Regions from separate parts of the Homo sapiens genome. Here region 1 is linked to region 2. A link is an interaction called in ENCODE POLR2A ChIA-PET data of the cell type or tissue named here. Cell type or tissue: MCF 10A. All regions are shown on one strand. Links, peaks and the distances in the headings refer to the core of each region. The heading gives the core; the rest is flanking DNA.

The links. Peaks named below come from ENCODE experiments on the same cell type or tissue, not always from the same donor. Only the 100,000 strongest peaks of a DNase experiment are listed, where the experiment ranks them.
Region 1: POLR2A ChIA-PET joins it to region 2 with 5 read pairs; 4 of 35 experiments call an interaction of 5 or more read pairs at or near these places.

The regions. Positions count from the first base shown.
Region 1 is chr1:226,138,295-226,146,624 of GRCh38, reverse strand. It overlaps ACBD3 (acyl-CoA binding domain containing 3), which reads left to right. Exons shown (of 8, transcript NM_022735.4): 8 at 1-1,946. The coding sequence ends at 15. It also overlaps the pseudogene LOC124904586. Among named protein-coding and RNA genes, the nearest start is that of ACBD3-AS1, 5.5 kb to the left of the region's middle. In MCF 10A, for the core only: no CTCF peak of the experiment used is centred there; no DNase peak of the experiment used is centred there.
Region 2 is chr1:226,078,658-226,086,987 of GRCh38, reverse strand. It overlaps LINC01703 (long intergenic non-protein coding RNA 1703), which reads right to left and starts at 3,413. Exons shown (of 4, transcript NR_146920.1): 1 at 3,020-3,413; 2 at 1-192. RefSeq lists silencers at 3,013-3,592, 3,703-3,752 and an enhancer at 3,567-4,434. In MCF 10A, for the core only: no CTCF peak of the experiment used is centred there; DNase peaks (open chromatin) are centred at 2,987, 3,447 and 3,857.

The DNA.
Region 1 (8,330 bases), core at 214-8,213, 60 kb before region 2:
TATTATACTAGATAAAAATGTTGTTACAAAGTCTGGAGTCTAGGGTTGGGCAGAAGATGACATTTAATTTGGAAATTTCTTTTTACTTTTGTGGAGCATTAGAGTCACAGTTTACCTTATTGATATTGGTCTGATGGTTTGTGAACTCTTGCTGGGAATCAAAATTTCCTTGAGACTCTTTAGCATTCATACTTTGGGGTTAAAGGAGATTCCTCAGACTCATCCAGCCCTTGGGTGCTGACCAGCAGAGTCACTAGTGGATGCTGAAGTTACATGAGCTACATGTTAAATATTTAAAGTCTCCAAAATAAAACACCCCAACGTTGACCTTACCCGGCTGATGGTTAGCCCCTTGCTGCCTGCTCCATGTGTCTTATGAGAGCCCGTAGTTACAGTGTCCTCTAATTTGAAATCCATAAGTTAACAAGTCTATATCAGGTGCAGCTGGCTTTGATTAAAGGCCATTTTTAAAACTTAAAAACTCAACACCTCACAGATTATAATAGAAAAAGAAATGGCCTCAGTTTGATCTCGTTCAGAATGACCCAGATTGTTTCTGCTTTGGGTGCAGCTGTTTAGTTCAGAGTTATATTACAGAGAATTATTTTCTGAGATAATCTTAAACTAGAATGTTCAAAACTAATTGATAATTGAAGTATCAAGATACGTAGAACACCTCAGAGATTTTTCTTCAGGAACTTCCACAAACTTTGAATCCTTGTATCTTTATTTGGTATTCATACTACTAGTAGCAAAATACAGGTTTTTTGTTTTGTTTTGTTTTGTTTTGGCTTCATAGAGTATCTCAAATTGAAACTTTTCTGCACAAAGAATAAAATTAAGGATTTTATAAACTCAAATTGGCACCTACTGAATTAAAATACATAAAATCATTTAAATATAATTCAGCATATGGGAAGTAACATTGCACTAATATGGAAATCACTGCCAGAGACAGTCTATTTTCTTTTAATTTGTTACTACTTAGTCACAAACCCCACATTATTCCAGTTTGGAATTACTTATTAAGGAGAATTGGAAATACATATGCCCATGCTTAAATTTTATAGCTTTAATTTGTGTTATTTCTTTATTGACGGGAAGAGGTACATCTTTTTTTCCTTACTGAAAACAAATATGGATTAATTGCCTCAAATTTGTATAAGTGATTGGCTAGTGATTCTTGTTTTCAGAAGGGAGAGTGGTATAGATAGAAAATGACAAAGATGGCAATATACACTTAATGTTGTTATTGTATGTTGTTACTGAAGTACTTAGATTTTTAAAATTTCAAATCCTAAATCACTTCTTGTAGGAGGGTTTTCATTAACTGCAGTATATACAGTTCACTACATATGGGTTGTTTGAGTTTTTTGTGTGCTGTATTTCTTTCTGTTTTTTAATACCTGGTTTTGTACATATCTAACTCTGTTCTCTTTTGGTTGTTCAGAAACTGGATTTTTTTTTTCTTAAGCAGTGCTTAATTTGTGTTTTTTAATTTTGATTCAGAAGTAGTCCCAGCTCATAGGTGTTCATACTGTTACATCCAGAACATTTGTCAGGCTCTCTGTCAGCTTTCATGTACATATGGTATAGAAACCATGGAGTTAGGCACTTCCTGGATTTTTTTTTTATGAGAAAAATACTGTATTTAAAATGTAAAATAAACTTTTAAAAAGCAGGCACTAATATATATTTCTTCCAGCCTTTGATTACAAATTTGTCCTTGCACATGTTAAGATGAATTATCTCCTAAAAATATCATTGTTCTTGGGAGCAGTGTATGTTACTTTACATAGCAGCGGTTCCTGTCATGTGTTCATGTCAGAATATTTTTGGTTTTAAACTTTCTTATTGCCTTTGGCTGTTGATTAGTACAGTACAAGTGCGATTTCAAAAAGATCTTGAAAGTAATATATTTAATCAATTAAAATGTTTATCTGTAACTTGTTGATGTTTCATTAATATAGTTACTCTCTGAAGCATTAGTACAGTATTTCAACATTTGGGTAGGAGAAAAAGAAATGTTTCAAACATCTTTTTTGTTTTAAAAGGCTCTAGTTGAAAAACAACTCTTTCTGGCCAATTATTTAGTTTTACTATTAATTACCTTAGTGAGTTAAAATAGATTTAAATTTTTCCACACTTTTAAATGCAAAGGCTAGCACTGATTTTTCTTATTGAAAATGACTAGGTTATAAAGTTGTTTCTCTACACTACCATGTATGTAGTGTGTTCCATTAAATATGTGGACCCCACACACTTTAATGGATCTCCAGAGGCAGAGCCCTCGCTTGCTCAGGGTGGATGATTGCAGAGCACTTGTGGGGAAGTGCGCGATCAGTGTGATGTGGAGTCCCAGAATGAGGTTGCTACATCCAGATGACCCCACTGATAGGCAGGGTGACTGGCATAATTTTTTTCTTTTGAAATCTGGGGAGACAGATGAGGTGACCATCTTGGTTATTTTTGCTGTGTGGGATACCATAAAGCCAGACTGAAGACGCATTAAGGAGAGCAGTTGAGGTAAGCACATCTTGGAAAGTATGCTACCGAGTCTTGACCATCTATCTTTTGGAGCAGGAGAAGCAACCGGTTCAAAATAATAAATAATTGCTAATAATTCATTAGGGCTTAAAGTTCAACAGTCAGGGGCCGGGCGCGGTGGCTCACGCCTGTAATCCCAACACTTTGGGAGGCCGAGGCGGGCAGATCACGAGGTCAGGAGATTGAGACCATCCTGGCTAACACGGTGAAACCCCATCTCTACTAAAAATACAAAAAATTAGCCAGGCGTGGTGGCGGGCACCTGTAGTCCCAGCTACTCGGGAGGCTGAAGCAGGAGAATGGTGTGAACCTGGGAGGCGGAGCTTGCAGTGAGCCAAGATCACGCCACTACACTCCAGCCTGGCTGACTGAGCGAGACTCTGTCTCAAAAAAATAAAAATAAAAGTTCAACAGTCAGTAGCTGTGCATGGGGGTGCACACCTGTAGTCCCAGCTACTCGGGAGGCTGAGGCATGAGAATCGCTTGAACCTGGAAGGCATAGGTTGCAGTGAGCCCAGATCACACCACTACACTCCAGCCTGGGCGACAGAGCAAGACTCTGTCTTGGGGAAAAAAAAAATAAAGTTCAACAATCTACAACCAAAACCATCTTTGCTTCTCTCCCTGGCTTTTTCTCAGTTCAGTACTTCCATCTGCAACCTAAAAACGTGTGCCTGTGTATCTACTTGGGGGAGAGCAGATCTTCATTTCTATTCATTAGCTTTTCAAATTACGTGTGAATCAGCATTGGACTTTTGTCTCACGTATATCTCAGTTCTTCAGTTTTCTTAAAATGTATTTTCTTTTTTCTTTTTTCTTTTTTTTTTTGAGACAGGGTCTCACTCTGTCACCTAGGGTGAAGTGCAGTGGTACAATCACAGATCACTGCAGCCTCGACCTGGGCTCAAGCGATCCTCCCACCTCAGCCTCCCCAGTAGCTGGGACTATAGGTGCATACACTACCATGCCTGGCTAATTTTTGTATTTTTTGTAGAGATGAGGTTTTGCCATGTTGTCCAGGCTGGTCTCAAACTCCTGGATTCAAGTGATCCACCCGCTTCAGCCTCCCAAAGTGCTGGTATTACAGGCATAAGCCACAGCACCCTACCCTAATTTTTTTTTTCTTTTTTTTTTTTTTTTTGGTGAGACGGAGATTTACTCTTGTTGCCGAGGCTGGAGTGCAATGGCGCGATCTCGGCTCACTGCATCCTCCGCCTCCCAGGTTCAAGCGATTCTCCTGCCTCAGCCTCCCAAGTAGCTGGGACTACAGGCATGTGTCACCACGCCCGGCTAATTTTGTATTTTTAGTAGAGACGGGGTTTCACCGTGTTGCCCAGGCTGATATCGAACTCCTGACCTCAGGTAATCTGCCCGCCTCGGCCTCCCAAAGTGCTGGGATTACAGGTGTGAGCCACCCGGCCACCCCGCCCTAATTTTTATATTCTTAGGAGAGATGGGGGTTCACCATGTTGGCCAGGCTGGTCTCGAACTCCAGACCTCAGGTGATCTGCCTGTTGTAGGCCTCCTAAAGTGCTGGGATTATAGGCGTGAGCCACCGTGCCAGGCCAATAAAAACGATTTTTATCTTTTTCCAAGGTCATTAACTTAAATGTCTCCAGTTAAAGGTAACACCTTTTTTGGGCATGGCACAGTATGGAAATGTGAACATGTTTTTCATAAGGTCTACATTTTGCAACTTAAAATTCCAGGTTGTGTTTTGGAGAACTTTTTTTTAATTTTTATTTTTTTAATTTTTTTGAGATGGAGTCTCGCTCTGTCGCCCAGGCTGGAGTGCAGTGGCACGATCTCGGCTCACTGCAAGTTCTGCCTCCTGGGTTCACGCCATTCTCCTGCCTCAGCTTCCCGAGTAGCTGGGACTACAGGCACCCACCACCATGCCCGGCTAATTTTTTGTATTTTTAGTAGAGACGGGGTTTCACCGTGTTAGCCAGGATGGTCTCAATCTCCTGACCTCGTGATCCGCCCGCCTCGGCCTCCCAAAGTGCTGGGATTACAGGCGTGAGCCACTGCACCCGGCCCGGAGAACTTTGAAGTATTGTTCTATCGTGTTCTTTTAATCAACTGTGTGTTCTTCCATAGAACGTCTTTTTGGCTGGTTTTCTGTTATTGAACATTTAGGTTACTTCTGATTTTTTTTGTTATCATTGTTATTAGAAGTGATGTTCCAATTATTTGTCTCTCCGCAAATCTGCATGAGGTTTTCAAAAGTATATACCAAGAAGTGGATACTGGGCCAGGTGTGGTGGCTCACGCCTGTAATCCCAGCACTTAGGGAGGCTGAGGTGGGCAGATCAATTGAGGCCAGGAGTTCAAGACCAGCCTGGCCAACATGGCAGAACCCTATCTCTACTAAAAATACAAAAAATTAGCCGAGCGTGGTGGCAGGCACTTGTAATCTCAGCTAGTTGGGAGGCTGAGGCACAAGAATCGCTTGAACTCAGGAGGCGGATGTTGCAGTGAGATGAGATCGTGCCACTGCACTCCAGCCTGGGTGACAGAGTGAGACTCTGCCTCAAAAAAAGAAAAAAAAAAAGTGGATACTGGATCATAAATTCTTGGCATTTTTATTTTATAAATAAATAAATTTATTCCTTCCTGAACTACTAGGGAGGCAGAGGCCAGAGGATCACTTAAGCACAGGAGTTGAAGGCTGCAGTGAGCTGATGGCACCACTGCACTCCAGCCTCAGTGACAGAGCAAGACTCTGTCTCAGAAACAGAATTCTGAAAAGAAAAGAAATTCTTATACATGTCTGCTTATGCTCATGTGCAAGTTTCTCCAGTGTTTATACCAAGAAGCAGAATTGTTAAGCCGTAACTATGTAGGTCTATTTTAGACAATACAAAACTGCTCTTCAAACGTGGTGCCAATTTAAACTGCCAGTAGTAAAAGAGTTCCTGTGTTCCATATCTTTGCTGAATTGTCAGATTTTGTAATTGTACCAGTTTGGTGGGGTGTAAAACAGAATCTCATCTGTGGTTTCAATTTATATTTTCTTAATAACCAGTGGAGCTGGGCGCAGTGGCTCACTCCTGTAATCCCAGCACTTTGGGAGGCCGAGGTGGGCGGATCACTTGAGGTCAGGAGTTCAAGACTAGCCCGACCAACATGGTGAAATCCTGTCTTTACTAAAAATACAAAAATTAGCTGGGCCTGGTGGCGCGTGCCTGTAATTCCAGCTACTCAGGAGTCTGAGACAGGAGAATCGCTTGAACCCAGGAGGCGGAGGTTGCAAGAGCCGAGATCATGCCATTGCACCCCAGCCTGGGCAACAGAGTGCCACTCCATCTCAAAAAAAAATAAAATAAATAAAAAATAATAAGCATGAATAACCATCTTTTCATATGTTACTGGCCTTCTGTGAGTTGTATATTTATATCCTTTGTTCATTATTCTGTTGTACATGTCTTGATTTGTAGGCGTACTTTAAATATTCTGGATACTACAGTCTTTTTGGTCGTGCGCATCATAAATAATTGGTGCCACACTTTGGGTTTTTGGTCTCGAACTCCTGACCTCAAGTGATCTGCCCGCTTCAGCCTCCCAAAGTGCTAGAATTACAGATGTGAGCCACCACACCCAGCCATTTTTTTTTTTTTTTTTTTGAGACAGAGTCTCACTCTGTCGCCCAGGCTGGAGTACAGTGGCACCATCTCGGCTCACCGGAACCTCCACCTCCCAGGTTCAAGCTGTTCTCCTGCCTCAGCCTCTCAAGTAGCTGGGATTACAGGCACCCGCCCCCATGCCGGGCTAATTTTTTGTATTTTTTAGTAGAGACGAGGTTTCACCATGTTGGCCAGGCTGGTCTGGAACTTCTGACCTCAGGTGATCCACCTGCCTCAGCCTCCCAAAGTGCTGGGATTACAGGCATGAGCCACTGCACCCAGTCCTCATTTAGATTTATTAAACTTTCATGGTTCGAGCTTTCCATATGTTTTGTTTGTGACATGGTCTCTCTGGAGTACACTGGTACAAGCCTTGAACTCCTGGGCTTAAATGACCCTCCCACCCCAGCCTCCCAAAGTACTGGGATTACAGGTGTGAGCCACTGTGCTTGGCTTCCCCTGCTCCTCAGATTCTTCAGGTAGAAACTTAAGTTATTGATTTGAGCCTCCCTTTTTCTTAATCCAAAGCTAAAAACTTTTGAGTGTTGCTTTTTTACATCTCATAAATTTGGATATATTGGGGTTTTGTTTGCATTTAGTTTAAAATTCTTTTTTTTTTTTTTTTTGAGACGGAGTCTCACTCTGTTGCTCAGGCTGGAGTGCAGTGGCATAATCCTGGCTCACTGCAACCTCCGCCTCCCAAGTTCAAGCGATTCTCCTACCTCAGCCTCCCGAGTAGCTGGGATTACAGGCACATGCCACCATGCCCAGCTAATTTTGTATTTTTAGTAGAGACAGGGTTTCACATGTTGGCCAGGCTGGTCTCCAACTCCTGACCTCAGGTGATCCACCCACCTAGACCTCCCAAAGTGCCAGGATTACAGGCGTGAGCCACCGAGCCCGGCCCAGTTTAAAATATTTTCTAATTTCCTTTGTGATTTCTTCCTTGTTACATGGGTTATTTAGAAGTGTATTAGGCTCCATGTATTTGAGGATTTCCCAAGTCTTTTTCTGTTGTTGATTTCTAATTTAATTTCATTATTTCATTTTTTTTTTTATTTACCAAGGCTTGTTTTATGTCCCAGAATGGTGTCTTTTAGTGGATGTTCCATGTTCACTTGAGTAGAATGTGTAGTCTGCTGTCATTGGGTGGAATGTTCTGTAAATGTCAGCCAAGTTAAGTTGGTTGGTAGTGATGGTAAGGTTTGCTTGTTCTGTCAGTTACCAAAAGAGGAGTTTTGAATTATTCAACTAAATTGTAGATTTGTTCCTCCCCCGCACCCCCCACTTTTTTTTGGCCATTTTTGCTTTATTTATTTCGAAGTTTTCTGTTGGTGTATACACGTTTATGATTGTATGGCTTCTTGATGAACTGACCTCTTTATTATTATGTAACATATCTCTTCATGTCTAGTTATATTCCTTGTTCTGAAGTCCATTTCATCTGGTATTAGTGTTGCCACTCGTGCTTTCTTTTGATTAAAGTTCACATGATATATCTTATTCCATCTTTTTATTTTTTTATTTTATTTTATTTTATTTTATTTTTATTTTCTTGAGACAGGGTTTTGCTCTGTCCCCCGGGCTGGGGGACAGCTTAGAGCCCAGGAGGTCAAGGCTGCGGTGAGTTATAACCGGTGGTGCAGTTATAACTCACCGCAGCCTTGACCTCCTAGGTTCTAAGCTGTTCTTCTGCCTTAGCCTCTCATGTAGTTGAGACTACAGGTTTGCACCACAACACCTGGCTAATTTTTTTTTACTTTTTGTATAGACAGGGTCTCACTTTGTTGCCCAGGCTGGTCTCTAACTCCTGGATTCAAGCCATCAACCCACCTTGGCCTCCCAAAGTGCTAGGATTACAGGCATGAGCCACTGTGCCCAACCTATCCATCTTTTTACTTTTTAACTTATCTATGTCTTTATATTTAAAGTGGGTTCCTTGTTGACAGCATATAATTTGAGTCTTTTTAAAATCCAATCTGACAGTCATTTTCTCTTAATTGGCATGTTTAGACAATTTACATTTAATGTAATTATCAATGTGATTGGATTTAAATATACAGTTTTGCTATTTTCTCTTTGTCCCATCTGTTTTTTTTTTTTTTTTTTTTTGAGACAGAGTTTTGCTCTTGTTGCCCAGGCTGGAGTGCAATGGCG
Region 2 (8,330 bases), core at 148-8,147:
GGCTCCAGCAGGCTCAGAAGGCACAAGTGAGCTGTGCGAGCAGGTGGCGCAGACTCCTTCGACAGCGATTCTTGCCTTATTGCCTGTTTTCCTTCATTCCTAGGACCTCATAGAAAGTTCCTTGTGTCAGCCGGGCACCGTGGTTCATGCCTGTAATTCCAGCACTTTGGGAGGCCGAGGTGGGCGGATCACCTGAGATGAGGAGTTTGAGATCAGCCTGGGCAACATGGTGAAACCCCGTCTCTACTAAAAATACAAAAATTAGCCCGTTGTGGCCTGTAATCCCATCTGCTCGGGAGGCTGAGGCATGAGACTCACTTGAACTCAGGAGGCTTAGGTTGCAGTGAGCCCGAGATCACGCCATTGTACTCCAGCCTGGGCGACAGAGCAAGACTCCGTCTCAAAAAAAAAAAAAGTTCCTGTGTCAGTTGACTGAGGAGGAAAAAAATCCAGACTTGGTTTACAGATGGCTCCTGCACAACAGAGAGTGGACAGCTGGAGCCCACCAGCCCCGCTCCAGGGTGTCCCTGAAGGACAAGTGGTGAAAGAAAATCTTCCTTGGGGGCAGAACTTCAAGAGGCACATTTGTTTGTCTACTTTGCCTGGATGGAGAGACAGCCAGATGGAGGGATCTACATAGATTCACTGGCAAGAACATGGAAGGAGGATTGGTGACAAGCAGGTCTGGGGAAGAAGTATGTGGACAGATCTTCCAAACAGGCCCAGAATATAAAGATATTTGGGTCCCATGTGAATGCACACCAAAGGGTATCACTGCAAAGGAGGCTCTTGACTATCAGCGGAACAAAGCATGTTCTCTGGAGGTCGGGCTGTCTCTTTTTCCAGCTACCATTGCTTGCCCAATGGACCTATGTAACAAAGAGGCTGTGTGGCAAGATTGGAGGCTATGCGCGAGCTCAACAACATGGACTTCCCCTCACCAAGGCTGAGTAAGTCATCTACTAACTGCCTAATCTGCCAATAGCAGAGACCAACACTGAGCCCACTGTGGCTCCTTGGGGGACCCAGCCAGCCATCTAATGGCAAATTGATTACACTGGACTTTTTCCATCATGGAAAGGACATTATACACATATTCTGGATTTGCTTTGCCTGTTCATCTTGTTTCTGCCAGCACCACCATGCATGGATTAACAGAATGCCTTCCTCACCATCCTAATACTCCACTCAGTACTGCTTCTGATCAAAAGATGAGCAGCAATGGCCTACTGCCCATGGAACAAACTGATTTTTTTGTTGTTTTTCTTTTTCTTTTCTTTTCTTTTTTTTTTTTGAGACGGAGTTTTGCTCTGTTGCCCAGGCTGGAGTGCAGTGGCGCAATCTCGGCTCACTGCAAGCTCCGCCTCCCGCGTTCAGGCCATTCTCCTGCCTCAGCCTCCGGAGTAGCTGGGACTACAGGTGCCCGCCACCACGCCCGGCTAATTTTTTGTATTTTTAGTAGAGACGGGGTTTCACCTTGTTTGCCAGGATGGTCTTGATCTCCTGACCTCGTGATCCGCCCGCCTCGGCCTCCCAAAGTGCTGGGATTACAGGCGTGAGCCACCGCGCCTAGCCTTCTTTTTCTTTTTTCTTTCTTTTCTTTTCTTTTTTTTTCTGAGATAGAGTTTCACTCTTTTTGCCCAGACTGGGGTGCAATGGTGCGATCTCGGCTCACTGCAACCTCTGCCTCCCCAGTTCAAGCAATTCTCCTGCCTCAGCCTGCCAAGTAGCTAAGATTACAGGCACCTGCCACCACGCCTGGCTAATTTTTGTATTTTTAGTAGAGACGGGTTTTCACCATGGTGGCCAGGCTGGTCTTGAACTCCTGACCTCAGGTGATCCGCCCACCTTGGCCTCCAAAAGTGCTGGGATCACAGGGGTGAGCCACTGTGCCCAGCCCTTGTTTGTTTTTAAGGCAGGATCTCGCTCTGTCACCCAGGTTGGAGTGCAGTGGTGTGATCTCAGCTCACTGTAGCCTCAAACTCTTGAGCAGGTGATCCTCCCAGCTCAGCCACCCAAGTAGCTAGGACTACAGACACACACCACCACACCTGGCTAATTTTTATTTTATTTTATTATTTTGTTTTGTTTGAGACAGGGTCTCGCTTTGTCGCCCAGGCTGGAGTGCAGTGGTGAGATCTCGGCTCACTGCAACCTCTGCCTCCACGGTTCAAGTGATTCTCTTCCCTCAGCCTCCCAAGTAGCTGGGATTATAGGCGCCTGCCACCAAGCCCGGCTAATTTTTGTATTTTTAGTGAGATGGGTTTTCACCATGTTGGCCAGGCTGGTCTCGAACTCCTGACCTCAAGTGATCCACCTGCCTTGGCCTCCTGAAGTGCTAGGATTACAGGTGTGAACCACTGCGCCCAGCCATGCCCGGCTAATTTTTGAATTTTTAGTAGAGACGGGGTTTCACCATCTTGGCCAGGCTCGTCTTGAACTTCTGACCTCGTGATCCACCTGCCTAGGCCTCCCAAATTGCTGGGATTATAGGCGTGAGCCACTGTGCCCGGCCTCACTTTTTTCTTTTCTTTTTCTTTCTTTCTTTTTTGAGACGGAGTCTCGCTCTGTCACCCACGCTGGAGTGCAGTGGTGTGATCTCGGCTCACTGCAACCTCCGCCTCCCGGGTTCAAGTGATTTTCCTGCCTCAGCCTCCTGAGTAGCTGGGGGTTACAGGTGTGCGCCACCACGTCTGGCTAATTTTTGTATTTTTAGTAGAGATGGGTTTTCGCCCTGTTGGCCAGGCTGGTCTCGAACTCCTGGCCTCAACTGAGCCGCCCGCCTTGACCTCCCAAAGTGCTGGATTACAGGCGTGAGCCAACACGCCCGGCCCCTGAGGTCACTTTCGCGGGGCAGAGGGTATGAAGCTGCGGAGAACAGGCTCGAGCGCTGCGGAGCCGGGAATTACTGAGTCCCGCGACGCGCGGGCAGGACTGGCACTGTTTTTTCCAGCTCGCGGGCTCTCAGTTCATAGTATGACATCCCCACCCATCGGCCCGGAGGCTGCTGAGCACTAACCCGATTTGTTTTCCAAAGTGCCACGCTTCACCCACTCGGCAGGATATGCGGCACCTTCAGGGCCGCAGCTGCAGCTCGCGGGCTCCAGGCGTTCGCATGGCTGGGCCAGGCGCTGGAGGCGGCCCTCACCCGTGGGACGGTGCCCCCCAGGCCCCGGGACGGAAAGGAGCTGCGGCGACGGCGGGAGAGGGCCCTACCCCCGGCGAGGCTGAGGCCTCAGGAGCGGACCTCACTGCAGGCAGCCCGGGAGGGAACGGCGGGGGAGTCCCGGGTCGTGGGGGTGACCCAGCCAGGGCTGGCGGAGAAGGGCCCGTAAGGTCGGCAAACCTGGGAGAGCGCGGGTGGCTGGAACCCCCTGTGCAGGCGGCCGCGTGGGGGCGGACCCGGTGGGCGTGGCGAGCTCCGGGGGCGTGGCCTGGGCCTTGGGGCCGCGTCACGTGACAACGACCGAGGCTAGAGGTGCTGTTGGGCGAACGCGAGGCGTCTGAAAGGATCAGTTTCGCGTTTTGGGGAAAGTTCTCTCTGGCACCTGGGGCTGGGGAGGGCGAGCCGGAGGAAGAGAGCCCGGGTGAGGCGGCGATTTCAGAAATGCCTGAAAAGGGAGAAGCCCGCCCCGGAGCCACGACAGTGGGGACGCTGGAGAGATGCTGGGGACCGGCCTCCACGACCTGGGGGGGAGGGGGGAGGGGACGAGCGGCGGGCACCCTGAACCCTTAGTCCTCGAGGCCCTGACAGCGACCCTCCCTCATGCTGCCCCCGAGGAGGAGTTGGAAGGAGCAGCTGGCCCCACGCCCCGTTTCCCGAGACTGCGGGCAGCGCTCCTCAGGAGTGTGTCCGGGGCCGGCTACTTCCTCCACTAAGAGACGAGTCGCCCGGGCCGCAGGAAGGGCCTGGTGCGCGGCCATCTGCTGACCAGTCTGGAGCTAGCGTGGTGGCTTCGGCTGCGCTGACAGTGATGCCACCGAGGTCTCTTACACACCAACAAGCTTCACAGGCCCCTCACCCAGCTAAGCCCGGGCATGGCATGCCTTGAGGGTATCCGAGGCTGTGACATCTTAGCAGAAATCCAAGCTAGCCCTCCCCACCCCCTCCACTCTACCTCCCCTTCACTTGGAATCAGAACTGTTCTATTTCAGCTCCAAATGTGATGATGATGACCAAATAAAATCCACCGTGAATTGAGCCCTCACTGTGTGTGCCCGGCTCTGTGCTAAACATTTGTCATGCGTTCTCTCACATAATCCCCGGACCTCCTACCACTTTCGTTATTTTTGCCTTGCCAGCACTAATTGTAAAACTGAACTCTTATTATTACGATGTTTTAATTGACTCAAATTTAGAGGTGTTATACGAAATCACAGGTTTGATGTGTAATGTTTCTTTTACTAATTCATATACAACATATAGACCTTGCAAATGTTTGAAACTGGCCGGGCGTGGTGGCTCACGCCTGTAATCCCAGCACTTTGGGAGGATGAGGCGGGCGGATCACCTGAGATCAGGCGTTTGGGACCAGCCTGGCCAACATGGCGAAACCCTGTCTCTACTAAACATACAAAAATTAGCCAGGCGTGGTGACACGCACCTGTGGTCCCAGCCACTCGGGAGGCTGAGGCACGAGAATCACTTGAACCCGGGAGGCAGAAGTTGCAGTGAGCCAAGATTGTGCCACTGCACTCCAGCCTGGACAACAGAGCAACTCCGTCTCAAAAACTAAAAATACATACATACACACATTTAACAAATTGGATCGGCCTTTTTTTTTTTTTTTTTTTTGAGACTGAGTTTCGCTCTTGTTGCCCAAGCTAGAGTGCAATGGCGCGATCTCGGCTCACCGCAATTTCCGCCTCCCGGGTTCAAGCGATTCTCCTACCTCAGCCTCCCGAGTAGCTGAGACTACAGGCGCCCGCCACCACGCCCAGCTAATTTTTTGTATTTTTAGTAGACACGGGGTTTCACCGTGTTAGCCAGGATGGTCTCAATCTCTTGACCTTGTGATCCGCCCCCCTCGGCCTCCAAAGTGCTGAGATTACAGTGTGAGCCACTGCGCCCGGCCCTTTTTTTTTTTTTTTTTTTTTTGAGACAGGGTGTCACTCTGTCACCCAGGCTGGAGTGCAGTGACGCGGTCACAGCTCACTGCAGCCTCAACCTCCCCGGGTTCAGGCGATCCTCTCACCTCAGCCTCTTGAACAGCTGGGACTACAGGCGCGCAGCAGCACACCTGGCTAATTTTTGTATTTTTTGTAGAGATGGGTTCTGCTATGCTGCCCCAAGTTGTTCTGGAACTCCTGGGCTCAAGCAATCCGCCTGCTTCGCCCTCCACAGTGCTGGGATTACAGGCATGAGCCACCATGCTCAGCCCTGCCTCAGTCTTTTTGATGGTTATGTGGTATTTCTTTTTAAAATTTTTTGTTTGGGTTTTGTTTTAGAGTATGTTGCCCAGGGAGGACTGAAACTCCTGGGCTCAAAAAATCCGTATTTTATTGTTTTCTTTAACTATGAATTATTTAGTTGTTTTATGTTCAGGCAGCTGGTCTGTTTCTAGTTGTATTTTTCTATTAATTTTATCTTAATTCCATTGTGATTGAAGAACATACTCTACGTAACTGCAGTTAAGAATATTTGTTAGGCTTTCTATCAGCTGTGCATGTGAACAACTTTGGTAAAAATTTTCCTTGTGAATTTGAAAAGAATGAATTCAGTTGTTGAGTTCAGAGCTCTATATATGTTAGCTGATGAAGTTTGTTAATTGTGTTGTTCAAATCTTCTATATCTTTACTTCTTGTTTTTTCTCTCAGCTGATATAAAATATATTTTAAAGTCTGCCACAATGATTGTGAATTTGTCTACTTCTCTTTTTAGTTTTCTCTGCTCTGTATATTTTCAACCTGTGCTGTTAGGTGCATACAGATTTAGGATTGTGATGTCTTCCTTTTTGATTGCTTCCTTTAGCATTATGAAATGGCCTCTTTACCTCTTGTTATGTTTCTTCCCTTAAAGTATACTTTTATGTTTGTTTGTTGTTTTTATTTTTGAGATGGGGCCTCACTCTGTCGCTCAGGCTGGAGTGCAGTGGCCTGATCAGGGATCACTGCAGCCTCTACCTCCTGGGCTCAGGTGATCTGGAATCCCACACCTGAGCCTCCCCAGTAGGTGGAACTACAGGCCCACACCACCACACCCAGCTAATTTTTTTTTTTTTTGAGGCGGAGTCTTGCTCTGTCGCCCAGGCTGGAGTGCAGTGGCACGATCTCGGCTTACTGCAAACTTCACCTCCCGGGTTCACGCCATTCTCCTGTCTCAGCCTCCTGAGTAGCTGGGGACTACAGGTGCCCACCACCATGCCTGGCTAATTTTTTGTATTTTTAGTAGAGACGGGGTTTCATCTTGTTAGCCAGGATGGTCTCGATCTCCTGACCTCGTGATCCACCTGCCTCGGCCTCCCAAAGTGCTGGGATTACAGGCGTGAGCCACCACGCCCGGCCTTTTTTTTTTTTTTTTTTTTTTTTGAGATGGCGTCTTGCTCTGTCACCCAGGCTGGAGTGCAATGGTGTGATCTCAGCTCACTGCAACCTTCACCTCCCGGGTTCAAGTGATTCTCCTGCCTCAGCTTCCCGAGTAGCTGGGATTACAGGCATGTGCCACCATGCCTGGCTAATTTTTTTTTTTTTTTTTGAGATGGAATCTTGCTCTGTCACAGAGGCTGGAGTGCAGTGGCAGGATCTCGGCTCACTGCAACCTCCGCCTCCCGGGTTCAAGTGATTTTTGTGCCTCAGCCTCCGGAATAGCTGGGACTACAGGCGCACACCACCATGCCTGGCTAATTTTTTGTATTTTTAGTAGAGACTGGGTTTCACCACATTGGCCAGGCTGGTCTTGAACTCCTGACCTCAGGTGATCCATCTGCCTCAGTCTCCCAAAGTGCTGGGATTACAGGCGTGAGCCACTGCTCCCGGCCCAGTGTCTTACACTTTGGATTTATCAGGTTGTTTCTTTATCCTTATTATATTCAGTTTAAACATTTTGGCTAAAAGTTTGGGTGATGTGTCCTCAGTACGATGTCAGTTTGTCTCCTTTTTGATGACATGAAGTTTCATCGTTTGATTAAAGCCTAGTTTCTCTTGAATTCCCTCTAATCAGGTTTTGTTCCCTCTATTTCATCAAAACTGTTATTAGGATCACCAATGACCTCTAGAAATTCAATGGTCAATTCTCAGACCTCACGCTCCCCTTGACTTAGTAGTATTTGACACCGTAGATCACTTCGTCCTCATTGGAGCACTTTCTTCTTTTGAATTCCAGATGATCACATATGTCTGGCTTTCTTCCTCTCTGCCTATTTCTTCTCAGTCTTCTTTGGAGCTGTCACTCAGTCTCTAAACTCTAAATGTTGAGTTCCTCAGTCCTTGGAGCTCCTCTCTAATTTCTTTTTTTTTTCTTTTTTCTTTTTTTTTTTTTTTTTTGAGACGGAGTCTTGCTGTTGCCCAGGCTGGAGTGCAGTGGCAGGATCTCGGCTCACTGCAAGCTCCGCCTCCCGGGTTCACGCCATTCTCCTGCCTCAGCCTCCCGAGTACCTGAGACTACAGGCGCCCGCCACGACGCCTGGCTAATTTTTTGTATTTTTAGTAGAGACGGGGTTTCATCTTGTTAGCCAGGATGGTCTCGATCTCCTGACCTCGTGATCCACCCGCCTCGGCCTCCCAAAGTGCTGGGATTACAGGCGTGAGCCACCGCGCCCGGCCTTCCTCTCTAATTTCTATCAGCACCTGCTTCCTTGGTGATCTCAGCTAGTTTTAAGACCATGCTGATGACTTCCAAATTTATATCTCCAGCCCAAACCTCTTTCCTAAACCCCAGGTTCATATCCAATAGTCTCCATGAAATCAATAAAAAGTCTAATTAAGCATCTCAATCTTAACACGTCCAAAACTGAGCTCCTTATATTTCCCAAACCTGTTCCCTCACAGTCTTCCCTAAGTGAAGCAATAGCAACTTCATGCGGTTGCTCAGGTCAAAACCCTGGCCCCATTAACCGCCCCCTCTCCCTTTTTTTTTCTCATGCCTACATCCATTAAGTCCTAGCCATCCTCCTATCATTGTAAAATATCCAGAATGCCACTTTGCACACTGCCACTGCCACCACCCAAGTCCAAGCCGCTATATCATGTCACACTTAGGTTACTGCAATAGCTTAATTGGTTTTCCTTTCTGCTCTACCCTTATTGCCTTCGGTCTATTCTCCAGACAGCAGCTGGAGTGATTTTGTTAAAACATTAGTCAGACCATTTTATCCTTCTGCTGAAAACTCTCC